3 separate regions of the Homo sapiens genome follow, and all the other regions are linked to region 2. A link is a contact called in ENCODE Hi-C or POLR2A ChIA-PET data. All regions are on one chromosome and are shown on one strand. The core of a region is the stretch at or near the end of the contact, and the rest is flanking DNA. Distances in the headings are between cores, read along the strand shown. Region 1 overlaps MLLT10 (MLLT10 histone lysine methyltransferase DOT1L cofactor). Region 2 has its middle 93 kb from the start of LINC02643. Region 3 overlaps DNAJC1 (DnaJ heat shock protein family (Hsp40) member C1).

Region 1 (4,242 bases), core at 1,178-3,677, 420 kb after region 2:
AAATGCTTTTTCTGCATCTGAGATGATCATATGGGTTTTGTCCTTTATTCTATTGATGTGATACCTATTATGTTAAACCATCCTTGCATTCCAAGTGTGAGTCCCACTTGATCATGGTGTATTACCTTTTGATGTTTTGTTGAATTCGGTTTGCTAGCATTTTGTTGGGGATTTTTGCATTGATGTTTCTTGGGGATATTGACCTGTAGTTTCCTTTTTTGATGTTGTTGTATCCTTGACTGGTCAGGGCCTTGTAGAATGAGTTAAGGAGAATTCCCTTCTCTTGGATTTTTGGAATAGTTTGAAGAGGATTGGTATTAGTTCCTTTGTATACATTTGGTAGAATTCAGCATTGAATCTATCCAGTCCTAGGCTTTTCTTTGGTTGGGAGACATTTTATTACTGATTCAGTCTCATTACTCATTGTTGGTCTGTTCAGGGTTTCTGTTTCTTCCTGATTCAGTCTGGGTAGGTTGTATGTTTTTTGGAATTCATCAATTTTCTCTAGATTTTCCAATTTGTTAGCATTCATACTATTCTCTGCTGTCTTTCATATTTCTGTGGTATCAGTTGTAATGTCTCCTTTTTCAATTTTGATTTTGCTGATTTGGTTCTTACCTCTTTTTTTTGCCTTGTCTAGCTAGCAGTTCATCAATTTTGTTTACCTTTTGAAGAACCAATTTTTCATTTCATTGATTTTTTTTTTTTTTTTTGAGAGGGAGAGGGGGTCTCTGTCTAATCTTCATTATATCTTTTCTTCTGCTGATTTTGGGTTTGATTTGTTCTTGCTTTTCTAGTTCCTTGAGGTGCATCATTAGATTGTTTATTTGCAGTCTTTCTACTTTTTTGATGTAGATGTTTACTGCTATAAACTTTTTAGTGTTGTTTTTGCTGTATCACATAGGTTTTGGCATGTTGCGTTTCCATTTTCATTTGAAGAAATTTTTTTATATCCATCTTAATTTCTTCATTGGCACAGTGGTGGATTGTGTTATTAAAAATATATATATATTTTGAAGATGGAGTCTTGCTCTGTCACCCAGGCTGGAGTGCAGTAATGCGATCTCTTCTCGCTGCAACCTCTGCCTCCTGGGGTCCAGCAATTCTCCTGCCTCAGCCTCCTGAGTAGCTGGGACTATAGGCATGTACCACCACGCCTGGTTAATTTTTTTTATATTTTTAGAAGAGATGGGTTTCACCATGTTAGCCAGGCTGGTCTCAAACTCCTGACCTCAGGCAGTCCACCAGCCTCAGCCTCCCAAAGTGCTGGGGTTACAGGCGTGAGCCACCGCACCTGGTTATGTTATTTCTCTTCTCTTCTCTTCTCGTCTCGTCTCGTCTCGTCTCTCTTTTTTTTGAGACAGATACTCACTGTATTGCCAGGTTGTAGTGCAGTGGCTTGATCTCAGCTCATGGCAACCTCCACTTCCCAGGTTCAAGTGATTCTCCTGCCTCAGCCTCCCGAGTAGCTAGGACTACAGGCGCCCACCACCATGCCCAGCTAATTTTTGTATTTTTAGTAGAGACGGGATTTCACCATGTTGGCCAGGATGATCTCAATCTCTTGACCTTGTGATCCGCCCACCTCAGCTGCCCAAAGTGCTGGGATTACAGGCGTGAGCCACTGTGCCTGGCTATGTTATTTAATTTTTATGTATTTGTATAGTTTCCTAAGTTCCTCTTTGTGTTGATTTTTAATTTTATTCCATTGTAAATTGAGAAGATTCTTGATATGATTTTGATTTTTAAAGATTTGTTTTGTGTCCTGACATACGGTCTGTCCTGGAGAATGTTCCATATGCTGATGAGAGCAGTTGTTGGATAAAATGTTTTGTAAATGTCTGTTAGGTCCATTTGGTCTAAAGTCTAGTTGGAGTCCAGTGTTCGTTTTTTGATTTTCTGTGCCAGTGATCTATCTAATGTTGAGAGTGGGTTGTTGAAGTCTCTCACTATTATTGTATTGGAGTTTATCCCTCTCTTTAGGTTTAGTAATATTTGCTTTCTGAATCTGAATTTTCCAGTTTGGTGCATATATATTTAGAATTGTTATATCCTCTTGCTGGTTATCCCTTTGTCGTTATATAATGACCTAATCTTTTTTACAGTTTTTTTTTTCTTAAAGTCTCTTTTATCTGATGTAAGTATAGCTACTCCTGCTTACTTCCTGTGGTTTCCCTTTGCATAAAATATCTTTTTTCATACCTTTACTTTCCATCTGTATGCATCCTTACAGGTGAAGTGTGTTTTTTGTGGGCAATAAGTAGTTGGACCTTGTTTTTTAATTCATTCACCTAGTTGATATCTTGTAAGTGGAGAATTTAATCCATTACATTTAAGGTTATTATTGATATGTGAGGTTTTGTTTTTGTCCTATTGTTTTCTAGTTGTTTTGTATATTCTTTCTTTTCCTTTCTTTTTGTCGTTGTGGTTTTGTGGTTTTCTGTAGGGGTGGTTTGAGTCCTTTCTCTTTCTTCTTACTTTGTGTATTTGCTTTACTCCAGTGAGTTTTGTACTTTTGTATGTTTTCATGGTGGCAAATGTCATCCTTTTGCTTCCAGGTTTAGAATTCCCTTGAGCATTTCGTGTAGGGTGGTCTAATGGTGATGAATTTCCTCAGCTTTTGCTTGTCTGGAGAAGACTTTATTTCTCCTTCATTTATGAAGGATAATTTTGCTGTATGTAATATCCTTGGCTGAAAGTTTTTTTTTTTTCCTTTCAGCACTTTTGAATATATCATCCCCTTCTATGTTGACTGTAAGATTTCTGCTGAGAAATCTGTTAGTCTGATGGGGGGGTCTTTTATAGGTGACTGGATACCTTTCTCTTGTTTTTAGAATTCTTTGTCTTTGTCTTTAGACAACCTGAGTAAAATGTGCCGTAGAGAAGACCTTTTTGCATTGTTTTTAGGGATCTTAGAGCCTCCTCTATCTGGATGTCTGTATCTCTTGCTAGACCTGGGAAGTTCTTTTTTTTTGAGACAGAGTCTCGCTTTGTCACCCAGGCTGGAGTGCAGTGGCGCGATCTCCGCTCACTGCAACCTCAGCCTGCCAGGCTCAAGCAATTCTTCTGCCTCAGCCTTCCGAGTAGCTGGGATTACAGGTGTGCACCACTACCACCCGGCTAATTTTTGTGTTTTTAGTAGAGACAGGGTTTCACCATGTTGATCAGGCTGGTCTCGAACTTCTGACTTTGTGATCCGCCCGCCTCAGCCTCCCAAAGTGCTGGGATTACAGGTGTGAGCCATCGCACCCGGCCCAGACCTGGGAAGTTTTAATCTAGTATTTTGTTGAGTTGATTTTCCATATTATTGGTCACTGTGTTTTGACTGGGTTATTTCAAAAGACTGGCTTCAAGTTGTGAATTTCTTCTGCTTGATCTAGTCTATTGTTGAAACTTCTGAATACATTTTGGATTTCGATTGTTTTTTGTTTTTTTTTTTTTTTTTTTTTTTGATGGAGTGTTGCTCTGTTGCCCAGGCTAAAGTGACCCCAGTTTACTGCAGCCTCTGCCCCCTAGGTTCAAGTGATTCTCCTGCTTCAGCCTCCTAAGTAGCTGTGATTACAGGCAGGTACCACCACACCTGGCTGACTTTTGTATTTTTGTAGAGATGAGGTTTTGCCGTGTTGGCCAGGCTGATGTTGCAGTCCTGTACTCAAGTGATCTGCCAGCCTTGGCCTCCCAAAGTGCTGGGATTACAGGCATGAGCCACTGTGCCCAGCCTCTGTTTTGTTCTTTTTAAATTCTCTCTCTCTCTCTCTCTCTCTCTCTCTATATATATATATATATATATATATAATTATTACTGAATTACAGAATAAAAATAAATAATTAATTTATTATTCATATTATTCATGTCCTGAATAACCATTCTGATTTCTTTGTATTTTCAGAATTATTTTGTATCGCACATAGCTTCTTTAGTATTAAAATTTTGAATTATTTTTCCAATATTTTTAAAAACTTTTTAATGGTATGTGTTCCTACGGAATTATTGTGTGCCCTTTGGAGGTGTCTCTCTCTCGCTTTTTTTTTTTTTTTGGCTTTTTAATGTTTCCTGTATATGTTGATATCTGTGCATCTGATGTGATAATAGCTTCTCCCAATTTTTTTGAATTTGCTTTCATAGGGGAGAACATTTTATTGAAGATATATCTATGGTGTTGCTTGGGTAGGCACCGTAGTTGTGATTCTGGATGTGTGCAGTCATGTAATCTCTGGATGATTTATTTGGCTTAAACAGTA
Region 2 (4,220 bases), core at 74-2,573:
ATAACATGTATTGCTGTGTGGGTGCATGGGACAGAACATACAGTTAGTCATTGGTGCTACCCAGTGCTCAGAAATCATTATCTTCTGTTACTGTGACCAATTGTCATTCCCTGCCTCTTGCATTCTATTTCAGTCCCAGGTAATGATTCTTCTGACACAATGCTTTGGGCCTTTCCATGTTAACATAGTCTTCCAGGACTGTTTTTAACACCTTGTCCATTGGTTTTATGAAAGTCATTTTTTTCTTTCTTTCTTTCTTTTTTAAGAGACAAGGTGTCTTGCAGGTGTTAGGCAGGCTGGCCTCCAACTCTTGGGCTCAAGTAGTCCTCCTACCTCTTCTTGTTTGTAAACTGGGAGTAATTATAGCACCTACTTCATTGAGCTGTTGTCTATATTCAATGACAAAAGACCCCTTGAGGCTTCGCCTAGTTATCTGGAAAGCAGTAAGTGCTCAGTAAATTTTAGCTGCTACTATTACTACTAACAACATGTGAGGGATGATTGGGAAACGCCAGCACCACAGAACATTCTGGTTGACTGAACCAGAATATGTGGCCTCAAAGCATGCATGCAAAGATCTGATTTGAGCCGGGCATGGTGGTGCACACATGCAGTCCCAGCTACTCGGGAGCCTGAGGCGGGAGAATTGCTTGAGCCCAGGAGTTCAAGACCAGCCTGGCCACACAGCAAGACGCCGTCTCTACAGAATAAAAATAAAAACATGAGCTAGGTGTGGTGGCGTGCACCTATCATCCCAGCTACTCAGGAGGCTGAGGCAGGAGGATCACTTGAGCCCAGGACGTCGAGGCTTCAGTGAGCTATGATGGCACCACTGCACTCCAGGCTAGGTGACAGAGTAAAACCCTCACTCTAAAAAATGAAAAGTAAACTGGTGTGGGGCTGTTCTCAGTGATGAGGCCCTGGACCCATAACTGCTAGGGCTGGGAGGAGTTTGGAAATCTCTTCTGTGCAGTCATCATGGGTCAATGAGGGAGGCTTAGGCCAAGACCCACTTCCAACAGAGACTCTCCACCTTCAGCTGTTTACTGTATTAGGGGTCTATCGGAGCACTGATTTGAGGAAAGGATTCTGCCAAGAAGAATGCAGAAAGGAAGGGACAGAGGAAGAGAAGGAGTTTTAGAACCATTGAGAGTACAACCCCTTCCTTTTACAGATGTGGATTTGAGGCCCAGAGAAGTTCGGTGAGATCTGCCCCTGAGTTACATAGCCAGGGAGTTCTCTGCAGGGCCAAGGTTAGAATCAGGCCTCCTCACTCCCCGCAAGGCCTGTCCACCACACTGGCTGCTTCAAATCCAACGTTGCCTCCAGGGGGCGCTATACCCCTTGTATTGTATGTGCATGGCACCTCCCTGAGGCCCTGCACCTCCAGAATCTTAGCAATTAGATAGTTCATAGCCCCAGCGCCATGAAGAAAGATCACAGCTACAACAAGCATGTCTTATGTGTGTACTGTGCCTTACAGAGGCGGGCAGAATTTCTCTGTGTGGGCTGGATATTTACTATTTAGGCTCTACACATCATACCGTCTCTGTTGCATAGCCTCAACTCTGACATGGAAGAACAAAAGCAGCTATAGGCAGTAAGTAAACCAACCAGCCTGGCTGCATTCCAATAAAACTTTATTTATGGATGCCAAGATTTGAATTTCATATAATGTTCACATGTCACAAAAATAGCCATCTTTTTATTTTTTCAATTTTTTTTTTTTTTTTTTTTAGACAGTCTCCCTCTGCTCCCTCTGTTGCCTAGGGTGGAGTGCAGTGGCATGAGTAGCTCACTGTAACCTCTAACTTCTGGCCTCAAGCAATCCTCCCGCCTCAGCCTACTAAAGCACTGGGATTACAGGCCACCATGCCTGGCCTATTTTTTGTTTCAACACTTTAAAAATATAGGCCAGGCACAGTGGTTCATGCCTGTAATCTCAGCAGTTTGGGAGGCCAAGAAGGGCGGATCACTGGAGGTCATGAGTTCGAGACCAGCCTGGCCAACATGGCAAAACCTAAAAATACAAAAAATTAGCTGGGCATGGTGGCAGGCACCTGTAATCCCAGCTACTCAGGAGGCTGAGACATGAGAATCACTTGAACCTGGGAGGCAGAGGCTGCAGTGAGCCAAGATCGCATCATTGCACTCCAGTCTGGGTGACAGAGCCAGAATCCATATAAAAAAAAAAAAAAAAAGTAAAAACCATTCTTAGTTTGTGGGCTGTACAAAAACAAGCAGCAGGCTAAATGTGTCCCACGGGCCATCATTTGCTGCCACCTGGTTCATATGATTCATTGGTATTCTTGTCTCTCTTGAGCTTTGCAAGAGTTATAAAAGCTGACAAGGGAAGTATCAGATCTACTTCTTAGAAACAGAAATGGACCAAAACCCAGAGGTTAATTTTATACTTTATTGCCCAAACTCTAAAGCTTCTCTGCCGCTTAAGAGAAGCCAAAAAGTCCCCTAAAGACCCTAAAAAAAAGCCAGTTTTGAAATAATCTTCTGATTGAGGCTGCCTAGAACCCAAGTGGATCTTGCAGATTAGGGTCACCTGGGGTCTTTCCACGGTTCGTTCCAGTCCAAGCATAAATCCCCGTGATGCCCCTATAGCAAAATGGAACCAGCATGGGTTCCAGAACACATGGGCCGAAGTCACATGACCATCTCTTCCAGGGGTGCAATTCTCATTTCTACATGTGAAATGGATCACCCATATGCTCCCATACATACCCAACCAAAAAAAATCAAGCTGTTAAATGTATGAGTTTATACCACTGCCCTAGGCAGTAGAACAAAAGAATTGTAAGTCCCTTTAGGAGTTGGATTTCGGGCAAAGAGCAATGAATGGGGAGAAAGATTCTAGGCATGCCAGCCCAGAGAGATACAAAAGGCAGATAGGAAGGTGGGAGGTTGTATTGGGGGTGACTGAAAAAGACAGTGGCCTAGGAGGTGTGGATGGTGAACAGGGGTCCCCCAGAGTCAAGAAAGAGCCAAGACTTCATGTAAGGGGCATTGTAGGTATTTTTGGTTTTTCTTTTTCCTTTTTTTTTTTTTTTTTTTTGCCTATTGCCCAGGCTGGAGTGCAGTGGTGCAATCCTAGCTCACTGCTCACTGTAACCTCCACCTCCCAGGTTCAAGCGATTCTCCTGCCTCAGCCTCCCGAGTAGGTGGGATTACAGGCACACACCATCGCGCATGGCTAATTGTTGTATTTTTAGTAGAGACAGGGTCTCACCATGTTGGCCAGGCTGGTCTCAAACTCCTGACCTCAGGTGATCTGCCCACATCGTCTTCCCAAAGTGCTGTGATTACAGGCGTGAGCCACCTCACCCAGCCAAGCATTGTAGATTTTTTAAGGTGAGAAGTAACAGGAAGAAATGCATCTTAATCTGATGATATTGTATAGGATGGTAGAGAAATAGGCAGATATGTTCAAATATTTAGAAGACTGTTAGAGTATTCCAGGGATGAGCTAAAGGAGGCCCAACCCACAGAGTCATGGCAGAGGTCAAGCACAAATGCTCTTCCAAAGGAAAGACAAAATGCCTGGGATTCACCAGACCTGGAGGCCTGAGCTGTCAACAGGGATCTAGTGAATCCAGCCTGAGTGAGTGAACTACTTCCTCCTTTTATGAATAATCAGTTTGTCTGCACTGACTCTAATTAGTGTAAATATAGTGAGCTTCCAGCACAAAATACCAAGCATTCTGGCCCAGTGCAAGCCCTTGTTTTTTGGTTTTGGGGTTTTTTGTGTGTGTGTTTTTAGAGAGAAGGGATCTTGCTATATTGCCCAGGCTGGTCTCAAACTCCTTGCCTCAAGTAATCCTCCTGCCTCAGCCTCCCAACTCGCTGGGATTACAGGTACACACCACCACTCTCTGCTGCTTGTCTTTCCTTTTCTTTCTTTCTTTTTTTTTTTATAATTAATAGACATTTTTAGAGCCATTTTAGGTTGACATGAAATGGGGTAAAATGTGCAGAGTTCCCGCACAGCCCCTCCCCAAACACACATTCATCCTCCCCACCATCCACATCCTGACATCCCACACCAGTGTGGGACATTTGTTACCTACATAAACCTACGTTAACATATCACGATCACCTGGAGTCCATAGTTTACTTTGGGGGTTCTGTCTGTGTTGTGCATTCTATGGATTTGGAAAAATGCATAATGATGCACATCCCCCATTTAAAGGAACCTACAGGATAATTTC
Region 3 (4,068 bases), core at 362-2,861, 480 kb after region 2:
TCCTCCCCAAGCAATTGATCTTGCTATTCAACCCCCAATAAAGACACGAACTGCTGTGTTCTTTGGTCGTGGTTTTAGAGAAACATTAAATTTGAATTCTTACACATTAGTTTGTTCACATGTTCCTTCAAAACCACATATTTTTGCCTGATCATTAGAAAGCACTATTTGTTTATTCCCTAAGAAAGTACACTTTGAAGTGATGAGAAATAAAATAATCTGCAACATACCCAAATCCTTTTTCCCCCAGCACAGTATTTGTTTAAACAGTATAGCACAACACTCATCTTTTATTTATTTATTATTTTTTTTTACTAAGGCACATGACGTAGAAATATTGAGGTACAAAATGCAAATTTCTGCATAAGATTTTTAAGATATTCATTTTGGAAAATGAAGGTGAACATCATCTCCCAGAATATTCAGCTTTTAGCTTGTTTTTTCTTTTGGACCAGTTCAACCAGCAACTTGTACCTAGCGATACAGTCTTCCTGTAGGAAGAAAAAAAGAGAGGTGAGAACAGTCACTTGCACAAGTCAGTGTGGTCATCATGTGGCCGGTCTGCTGGCTTCTGCTCATGAAGAGCCTCACGTCCAGTCCCTCTGCCCAGAGTTCCCGGGATGTCCTGGAGTCCAGTCGCTCACAAGGCAGACCGGTCTGGGCAGTGCGAGAAGGGCTCCTGCAAGCCCAGCCCAAAGGGAAGGTGCTTGGCGTGGAGTGAGGGGCTGGGGCGGCCGTTTGTGAGGCGTACTAGCATCATAATCGGGTCTTTCAGCCTGCTAACTCTTATTTTCATGTTAACACTTCACTCTTTTATCACAACATGCTACTTTAAAGAAATCAAAAACCCTGGGGCCAGGTAGCCTATTAGTCTTCTTCCGTGGGTCTGGCTTTCCCTAGGCGCTGCTAAGACCTTTCCCGTGGGGAGCCAGCCCCCAGGACACTGGCAGAACTTGTGCTGGAATACTCATTCCTGCTCCTCCTGGCCCCACCTCCATCCCACCCTACAGGCTGCAGAGCCGCCCACTTCAGACCTCAGCTGGCCACAGCTGTCACACCCTGGGCTGGAGCTCAGGACCAAAGCAGAGGTGGGGTGATGGTGGGGAGAGGCCTCATTATTCTCACATTGATCACAGGAACTTTCCAGAATCTATTCTGTTTCTGTTCCAAAAATAATGACCCTGTGGTTCTGTAGCTTTTGCTGACTAAGGGTCCAGTGCAAAGTGACTTTATCAGCTGCCTGGGACAGAGAAAGGATGTTTACTCTCCTAGGATTTTAGCTTAGTGGTGTTATGAGAGTCTCTTCTCAGGGTTTTTTTTCTGCATCCCCAAAGATTACTTGCCTAAGGTCTTTAAAGATATCAGTCTTTCCTTAGTAGCTATGCTGTCCCTAACAACATACTGCCAAAACCAGATGTGGCCAGACCCAGCACTTAACCCCAGAAGGACAGTGTGCTCGGAGCTCTGAGCTGAGCCGTGCACGGCAGCCAGGCCCAGGCTCCGGGACAGCAGGAAGCTCAGCCCTGCCTCGCTCTCAAGTCAAGGCTTGAGGGGAACACCCGCAGGCTGAAGAAGCCCTGCTCATTGCTGGTTGAAAACCGGAAGGTTTCCAGCCCCCCAGGTATGAGTTTCTGGGTGTTCTATCCTTAGGAATCCAAGCTCCAGCCCCTTCGTTTATAAGCCAGTGTGGACTCATCACACATGAAGACGTCTGCCTGTGTCCTGACAGATGCTAGAGAAATTCGGGTAGAATAGTTACTTCTGCAAACCAGTCGGAGAGGCTGGGAGAATCTGCGCTTCTCAAATATATCAACAGCTAACCGTTTATTTTTCTCCCCAGGAACTCTCAACTTTAATCATTTTAAAGTAGGTGGAGAAAACTACACCTGTACACTCAGGGACATGCATGGCCATGAGCTGGATTTTCCAACATAGAATTTCAATTAAAAAAAATAAGAATGTAAATGAGCATGAGTGTGCCCAGAGGCGACTGAGGGAGGCACAGACAGCGGAAGAGATCGGGGCTTTTGATTCTCACTGTTCCTGGTTCCTCGACTAACAATCTAGCTACAGGGAAAGAAGCCTCAAGAGACACTGTGTTAGGATCACACCCTGGGGCTCTCTGCAGCGCCTCATGGCCAGATCACAGGAAAGAGGCCGCCCAAGCCCGGTGGGTGGGCTCTCCACAGGGCACTCCCGCCCCCTCCTCCCATCTGAGGACCATCTCAGAAATATCTGAGCAGGCACCAAGAGCTACCAGCAGGGAGAAAGGCCAACTACAAACGGCCACGGCCGTGGAAAGTAAGCCGAACCCTAGCTGTCGCCTGGCACTGACCACATACGGAGATGGCCTCAGGGCCTCTGGACAGCCACCAGGTGTACCTGCTGAGTCCAAAGTTATTCACATGGCAGAATCGAAGATGATCACGGTAATACCATCTATACCAGCTATCCCTTTGGTCAAAGATTTGCTACACAGCCAATGGGCCTTGTGATTTATGAACCCTCAGCCTGGTTCAAAGGAGCTTTCCATCCTGACCCTTCCCAGCTGCTGCATTTCACGGTGAGGCAGCGCCGGCTGAGCCTCCCATGTGCCCTTAAAACCTAGCCGGAGTGGGCGAGTTCTCAAAAAGGCAGGCAGGTGCTGTGGGTGAAGTTTCTATAAGCAGCTGCCCTGTGGGATGATGAAACTTAGAATCTTGAGCTCATCTACACACATGAACCACCTGAATGCACAGATTCACACGCTCTAGGGAGAAATATACTGGAAGATAAATGGGAAAGAAGAAATCACGGGGCAGGTGTCAGTAGATAGGAATGAGGGAAGAAGCTGCAGGCAGACAAGCTGTGGCTCCTCTGGTGGGATTCTAACACCTGTGCAGAGGCCTCTTTCCCCATCACTCACCTTGCTCTTGGACGGGACACATCTGGCTATTTTGTCCCAGCGGTCAGAGGATCCCCTTGGGTACTGCTGCAACGCCAGTTCCAGAAGTTTCTGTTGATTTTGAGTCCACGGCTCCTCTGCAGACCGAGCTCTCTCTTTTCTCAGGCTCTCCTCGTCGCTGGACTCGTTTTGTTCTGCTATGTCAAAGTCCTTCTGCCGCTTGGCTCTGGACTTCTCCTCTGGCTCCGGCTTCGCTGTAGCCTCCAGCAGCCTGGCTGGCTTCCGCCTCCGAGGCCGGGCATCAGTGGCCCCGGTCTCCTGCTCACCGGAGTCTCCCTCCTGCTCCTCCTCCGCTGCCACCCCCTCTGCGTCCTCTCGCTGGGTGATCATGTCATCGGGCAAGGTGGTGGCCGTTTTGATGGGCCTGGAATTCTGAACTGTCGATTTGAGTTCGGAGAGTCTAACCATTCCTAGGAAAGAGGGTGTGCCACACAGAGGTGAAGGGCAAGGTGAATTAAGGAGACGGTGAGAACAGCAGCTGCCGGGCACAGAGCAGGCAGCGCACTAGGCATTTTGCATGCATGGTTTAATTTCATTTCCACACTACTCTATTCTAGAAAGATAGGGATCATTACCCTAATGTTACAGATGAGAAAAAGAAGACTCAGAAAGCACTAGAGTGGGATTTGAACCCACTTCTGTCTGATTCCAAGCCTTTGTCCCTTTCTCTACTCTGAGGAATAATGGGTATATAAAGAATCAGATTGTGAACAAGAATGCAAACATCTCTTTGAGAGGGAATAACCTGCTACTCAGTATAAGAAAGGATTCACTGGCTCCACTGGAAAGACAAAAATCAACTGGTCAAACCTTAAAACTGTGCTGCCTCTGGAAGGCAAGTGTATGAGTAAATTATACACTTACAAATAGTAGCTACAGTAAGAATTTTTAAACATGGAAAAGAAACATTTTATTAAAAAGTTTATTAGCTGGGCCTGGTGGTATACACCTGTATTCCTAGCTACTAGGGAGGCTAAGGAGGGAGGACTGCTTGAGCCCAGGAGTTTGAGGCTGCAGTCAGCTATGATCACGCCACTGTGCTTCAGCCCGGGCAACAGAATGAGATCTTGTCTCTAAAAGTAATAATAATTAATAACAAAAGCTTTAAACCTTTTAATAGGACA

The links. Hi-C counts contacts between places; a loop is a spot of excess contacts on that map. ChIA-PET counts read pairs that join two places held with the same protein, here RNA polymerase II (POLR2A). Pooled maps may share reads with other maps.
Region 1: a loop to region 2 is called in a pooled map, with 2.8 times the contacts of the local background. The contact joins two enhancer-like sites. A Hi-C loop is called at or near these places in 2 of 50 pooled maps. POLR2A ChIA-PET finds 5 or more read pairs at or near these places in 2 of 52 experiments (MCF 10A and activated CD4-positive, alpha-beta T cell).
Region 3: a map of sciatic nerve shows a loop between it and region 2 (2.9-fold over the local background). The contact joins two enhancer-like sites. A Hi-C loop is called at or near these places in 2 of 168 maps with a recorded cell type or tissue (left cardiac atrium and sciatic nerve) and 4 of 50 pooled maps. POLR2A ChIA-PET finds 5 or more read pairs at or near these places in 2 of 52 experiments (Panc1 and activated T-cell).

Annotation. Positions count from the first base shown.
Region 1 is chr10:21,700,589-21,704,830 of GRCh38, forward strand. All of the region lies in intron 13 of MLLT10 (MLLT10 histone lysine methyltransferase DOT1L cofactor), which reads left to right. Among named protein-coding and RNA genes, the nearest start is that of MLLT10, 170 kb to the left of the region's middle. Within about 2 kb of position 2,428, at least 2 of the 41 ENCODE cell types and tissues checked have a DNase peak (open chromatin) inside an H3K27ac peak, as active enhancers do.
Region 2 is chr10:21,277,573-21,281,792 of GRCh38, forward strand. It overlaps a transcript of NEBL not described here. Among named protein-coding and RNA genes, the nearest start is that of LINC02643, 93 kb to the right of the region's middle. RefSeq lists an enhancer at 1,301-1,420. Within about 2 kb of position 1,324, at least 3 of the 41 ENCODE cell types and tissues checked have a DNase peak (open chromatin) inside an H3K27ac peak, as active enhancers do.
Region 3 is chr10:21,756,265-21,760,332 of GRCh38, forward strand. DNAJC1 (DnaJ heat shock protein family (Hsp40) member C1) reads right to left here. Exons shown (of 12, transcript NM_022365.4): 11 at 2,906-3,354; 12 at 284-491. The coding sequence ends at 423. Among named protein-coding and RNA genes, the nearest start is that of MLLT10, 220 kb to the left of the region's middle. RefSeq lists an enhancer at 210-1,086. Within about 2 kb of position 1,612, at least 2 of the 41 ENCODE cell types and tissues checked have a DNase peak (open chromatin) inside an H3K27ac peak, as active enhancers do.